2 separate regions of the Homo sapiens genome follow, and region 1 is linked to region 2. A link is a loop called in an ENCODE intact Hi-C map of the cell type or tissue named here. Cell type or tissue: PC-3. All regions are shown on one strand. Links, peaks and the distances in the headings refer to the core of each region. The heading gives the core; the rest is flanking DNA. Region 1 overlaps LCOR (ligand dependent nuclear receptor corepressor). Region 2 overlaps SLIT1 (slit guidance ligand 1).

Region 1 (2,923 bases), core at 123-2,622, 180 kb after region 2:
CCAGCCTGGGTGACGGAGCCAGACTCAGTCTCAAAAAAAAAAAAAAAAGAAAAGAAAAGAAAAAAAAGCAAGCTTTTTAGAAAATTTTTGTATCAACTGATCATTCTAAACGTACCAGAGGAGCCTGTTACTATATTAAATCAGATATGAATTATGTTGTAAAGTGAAACAGATGTCTTTGTGGTAAATTCACATTTTCACATGTGGAATTTTCTTTTATCAAGTAGGATACATTCTATAGATCCCTTTAGTTTCTCTTTCCTATTTATGTATGTATGTATGTATTTTGAGATTGAGCCTTGATCTGTCACCAGGCTGGAGTGCAGAGGCGCAATCTCGGCTCACTGCAACTCCACCTCCCGGGTTCAAGCGATTCTCCTGCCTCAGCCTCCCAAGCAGCTGGGGCTACAGGTGCATGCCACCACACCCGGCTAATTTTTGTATTTTTAGTAAAGATGGGGGTTTCACCATGTTGGCCAGGACGGTCTCGATCTCTTGACCTCGTGATCCACCCGCCTCGGCCTCCCAAAGTGCTGGGATTACAGGCATGAGCCACTGTGCCTGGCCTCTCTTTCCCTTTATACTGTGAGTTTAGGAAAGGTAAAGCATGCTTTTACCTTCTGCAAAACTCTAAAAAATCACGTACTAAGAGAACTATACACAATAATCATTTTTTGATAATGATAAAATGATTCAGATTTTATGAAAAATAAGCTAATCATGAGATCAAAAACAACAGTCACAGACTATCTAGTATTATGAGTAAAAATAATAATGCTCTGGCCGGGTGGAGTGGCTCATGCCTGTAATCCCAGCACTTTGGGACGTTGAGGTGGGAGGACTGCTTGAGTCCAGGAGCTCGAGACCAGCCTGGGCAGCATAATGAGACCTCATCTCTATATTTTTTTATTATTTATTTATTTATTTATTTTTTAAAACAACAGGCTTTCCAATAATAGCAATTATCATGGGAAATAATACTGGTGTTCACAACATCTTCTAATCCAAAAAGAAAGTCTTGGCCAGGCGCGGTGGCTCATGTCTGTAATCCCAACACTTTGGGAGGCCAAGGTGGGCAGATCACTTGAGGTCAGGAGTTCGAGACCAGCCTGGCCAACATGGTGAAACCCCGTCTCTACTAAAAATACAAAAATTAGCCGGGCATGGTGGCACACACCTCTAATCCCAGCTACTCGGGAGGCTAAGGCAAGATAATTGCTTCAGCCTGGGAGATGGAGGTTGCAGTGGGCCGAGATTGTGCCACTGCACTCCAGCCTGGCTGACACAGCAAGACTGTCTCAAAAAAAAAAAAAAAAAAGTGTAAGTTTTCTAGAAAGTATTAAATGTGTCATGCAGATATATAAGATGGTGATACCATTAATACATTTTCTGATACTTTCTGCTTTCTGTTATTTTAAAGAGTTAATTATTCATCTAGATTACTGCACATTTAAAAAATTCTTGTGAGACAACTATATGTTTCTAAGTAATCCCCTTCACCTCTGTAAACAACTGTGATGAACTTCTCTTTTTTCCTGAGACAGGGTCTCACTCTGTCCCTCAGGCTAGAGTACAGTGATGCAATCATGACTCACTGCATCCTCGACCTCCTGGGCTCAAGCGATCCTCCCACCTCAGCCTTCCGAGTAGCTGGGACTACAGGTACACAAAACCACACACAGCTAAAGCTAATTTTTGTATTTTGTGTGGAGACAAGGTTTCACCATGTTGCCCAGGCTTGTCTCCAACTCCTGGGCTCAAGCGACTTGCCTGCCTCAGCCTTCCAGTGTGCTGGAATTACAGGCGTGAGCCACCTGGCCTGTGATGGACTAATTTTCAATGATTCAGAAGTTATAACAAACGCTGCTTTACTTCAAATGGTATTGTTATAATAGTTTTTAATACAATTGTAAGGCACAACTGAGTAAAATTTATTTTTTGTCTTTAAGCTCTAGAAAACATTTAAAGTCTAAAGAAAAGTCCCTTTAGACAGGTCTAGACCAGGAGCAGTGGCTCATGCCTGTAATCCCAGACCCCATCTCTATTTTTCTTTAATCTAAATTTTAAAAAATATATAGAGAGGAAATTTTAAAATAGACATGTCTGAAGCATATTAATTTCTAGTCTCCCAATACCAAATTTGAAACGTTAGTCTAAACCCTAGTTACAGCCATCATTTTTTTCTTTTAGCAAACCCTGACGTATCCTGCTCTTATACTAACAAATGCACATTACACATGACAGGATCCTTCTATTACCCTCAATTATAAGAACTTCATTATAGTAAAGATACAACAAATACTAGTTTTTACTATGTAAAATTCACTGGCTTGCACAATAATGAATTCAGAAAAATGATTAAGTGATATGCTAAAAGAATCTACAACTCTCTTTATCAAAAAGTAGATTAAAACATGAAACAAAGGAATAAAAAGAAGACCAAAAATCATTAGAAGATGCCACTCATTACTACACAGCTTTCCTAACTTGACCCTCACAATCCATTAAGCAAAAGATTCTTAAATTCGGCCATCTACCCCATAAGATACTTAGTTTCATCCTTAAGACATCATTATACCTGACACTTTGTAACAGACCAAACCTAACCAATTCAAAAATCAGAGAAACCAAGAATCAACGAAATTCAAACAAACACTTTAAAAACAGTATATTTAACTTAGCACCAGGAAACAAAATATAAACCAGGGGTGGTGGCTCACACCTGTAATCCCAGCACTCTGGGAGGCCAAGAGAGGCGGAACGTCAGGAGTTTGAGACCAGCCTGGCCAAAAGGGTGAAACCCTGTCTTTCCTAAAACTACAAAAAAATTAGCTGGGTATGGTGCCACCCGCCTGTAATACCAGCAACTAGGGAGGCTGAGGCAGGAGAATTACTTGAACCTGGAAGACAGAGGTTGCAATAA
Region 2 (2,923 bases), core at 177-2,676:
CGGGCTTCGTGAAAGCTGTATGCAATTTGAAGGGAGGCCCTCGCACACGGCTCTATGACAAGTGACAATCGAGGGTTAGCCAGGAGTTACCATCCAGTGTTCCTGGTTCCTGAAGGTGCTGATGTTACTGAGAAGCCCTGCTCCTGATCTGACTCTGGCCAGGGCCTCTCCTGTCCACTCGCAGTGTGGAGGAGGGGTGTGTGGAAGAGGGGAAGTCTTCCTATTTAAAACCCTTGAACTCTAGACTAATCAGGACTTGGGGCTTTAGGTTCTTGTTCTGCCATCAACTTGCAATGGGCTTTCAGACAATTTATTCTTCTCTTGAGGCCTATTTTCTTACCTACACGAAGATGATTTCTAAGGTCTCACATGGTTCACACATGCTGTAATGATTGTGAGCACTCTTTACTGTGCTGGACTTCAATACCCTGCACAATCCTCTGCTGCTATTTACTTTGCAGTTAACTCATCTTCCATTCAGCCAGCCAGCCATCAGCAAATATCTACTATGCACCAGGTCCCAGGCTAGGGTTCCCCAATGTCTGTCTTCATTGCTATACTCTGGCATTTTGTTGCCTCTCATTTGCTGTAGGCTGGAAAGCTAGATGTCCAAATGCATTAAGAATTTGGCATGAAAGGAAATATGGAAGGATTAAGTAAATTATGGCATGCCCATATGACAGAATAGCAAGTACTTAATAATGATGATAAAGACAACACATTTATTTATTTATTTATTTATTTATTTATTTATTTAGAGACGGAGTTTCGCTCTTATCGCCCAGGCTGGAGTGCAGTGGTGAGATCTCGGCTCACTGCAACCTCCGCCTCCCGGGTTCAACCAATTCTCCTGCCTCAGCCTCCTGAGTAGCTGGGATTATAGGCACCTGCCACTATGCCTGGCTAAGTTTTGTATTTTTAGTAGAGATGGGGTTTCGCCATGTTGGCCAGGCTGGTCTCAAACTCCTGACCTCAGGTGATCCACCCGCCTCAGCCTCCCAAAGTGTTGAGATTACAGGCATAAGCCACCGTGCCCGGCCAACACTATACCTTATTATTTGATGAAAACCTAGAATAAAGTAGACTGTACACTCTGATGTACAAACATATACACAGGAAATGGAAGGGAATACACTAAAATCAAATCAGTTGCATTTATGGGATGATAGGTGGTTCTTTTCTTTTTGAATTTCCTTTGCACTAAGATGTTGTGCTTTTCTCATGCTTTTAGACAGGCATTCATTCATTCACCAGACATTGACTGGTGCCTGCTAGTGCCTGACACAGCTGGGGATTTAGTGGTTTCTGCCCTCAAATGCAGCAGGAGACAGTGATGCGCACAGATAGATCGCCTAGGAGTGGGATGGATGATTCTGTGACTTGTAAGACAGCCAGGGGGCGCTATTTCAGTCCAGGTTACGCAAATAGGAGCTGGGTAGGGCCTTGGCATGAACAGATCAAATAGCTACTGTTTCAACTATTTCCATATTATGCCAGAGATCAACAACACAGGGTTATTTTTACTTTGGCTGGGGTATAAACCTGAATCCACAGTCCTTTTGGATTGGCGTGGCCTGGCTGCGGTGTCTGCCTCCCCAACCCCTGACCACCAAATACATCTCAGTCGGGCCTTGGCTCTGCACTCCCCACTGAGTTCACAGGAGTTTTCGTCAGGAGAAATAGTCCCCAGATGAATGCAAACTACAAGTACTACCGAAGAGAGGGCAAGGCAGTCCTCAGCCCCGAAAATCCAGCCTTTGGATAAATGAAAGCTTGTAATGTTGAATTCAGGTGTGGCTCAGAGTCTATTCAGTATAGAAACAAGGAAAAGCAAGTGTGGGCCAATCCAGAATTTATATTTTTGAATAGCTTTAGACGTGACTTTGTACCCATATTTTTTGTTGTTGTCGTTTTTTGTTTTTTTGTTTTTGTTTTTTGAGACGGCTGGTGTGGCATGAGCCACAAGTTGCCCAGGCTGGAGTTCAGTGGTCCGATCTCAGCTCACTGCAACCTCTGCCTCCTGGGTTCAAGCGATGCTCCTGCCTCAGCCTCCTGAGTGGAGTAGCTGGGATTACAGGCGCCTGTCACCATGCCCAACTAATTTTTGTATTTTTAATAGAGACAAGGTTTCACCATGTTGGCCAGGCTGGTCTTGAACTCCTGACCTCAGGTGATCTGCCTGCCTCAGCCTCCCAAAGTGCTGGGACTACAGGCGTGAGCCATCGCTCCTGGCCTGCACCCATATTTTTTTTATGATGGAGAGAGGGGAAGGAGCACTTACATCTCAGGTGTCACTTTGCTGACATTTATGGAGGGACCGTAAGCCACGCCGTGGGCCCTCTCTTTCACAGGGCCTCAGATTTCATCTTTTTGGCATTTTTCTCTAAATGAGCTACAGGACTGAAATAAAGCATTCCCAATCATCTTTCAACTTGTGGCTCATTGCCAGGCCACACTCCTTATCATGTGCTATAAAAAATACTTAGAAATACATTGTGTATTTATCTTTCGAATAACATACTTATGTGACATCACACTTTTTGTTAGTATAAAAATACTAATCTGGTGAGTGTAAACATTTTAAATATACCACCATTTAAAAATTCCTGTTATCTTAAAAAGTCTTTGTTTTTCTAAACACACTGGAACTTCAGAAAAAAATCACCCATCCCGTTAGCCAGGATGGATGCTGTCAGCAAATAAGGAAAGAAAAAAATGAAACACATGCCGAGGTCGAACCTGCTCTCTTTTCTGAGCTGTGTTGTTCCCTCAGCACCTCTTTTAGGTCATGCGTGCTTGTCTGTCTTCTCCCTCTAGGTTGCAGGCTCTTTATTGAAACATGAAGTGACCCCCAGATATATTAAGGGAGCCACTCAAGGTCGCCCAGGCACGGGGCAGCTGCATGGGGGCCGGAGTCCAGGTC

The links. Hi-C counts contacts between places; a loop is a spot of excess contacts. Peaks named below come from ENCODE experiments on the same cell type or tissue, not always from the same donor. Only the 100,000 strongest peaks of a DNase experiment are listed, where the experiment ranks them.
Region 1: a loop joins it to region 2, with 5 times the contacts of the local background. A loop is called at or near these places in 46 of 110 quality-filtered maps.

What each region holds. Positions count from the first base shown.
Region 1 is chr10:96,839,758-96,842,680 of GRCh38, reverse strand. The region is part of intron 2 of LCOR (ligand dependent nuclear receptor corepressor); the gene reads right to left. Among named protein-coding and RNA genes, the nearest start is that of LCOR, 8.9 kb to the right of the region's middle. RefSeq lists enhancers at 1,435-1,729, 2,372-2,871. In PC-3, for the core only: no CTCF peak of the experiment used is centred there; a DNase peak (open chromatin) is centred at 1,580; H3K4me3 peaks cover 416 bases; H3K27ac peaks cover 648 bases.
Region 2 is chr10:97,024,299-97,027,221 of GRCh38, reverse strand. All of the region lies in intron 25 of SLIT1 (slit guidance ligand 1), which reads left to right. Among named protein-coding and RNA genes, the nearest start is that of SLIT1-AS1, 77 kb to the left of the region's middle. In PC-3, for the core only: a CTCF peak has its summit at 1,392; a DNase peak (open chromatin) is centred at 2,421; H3K4me3 peaks cover 393 bases; H3K27ac peaks cover 727 bases.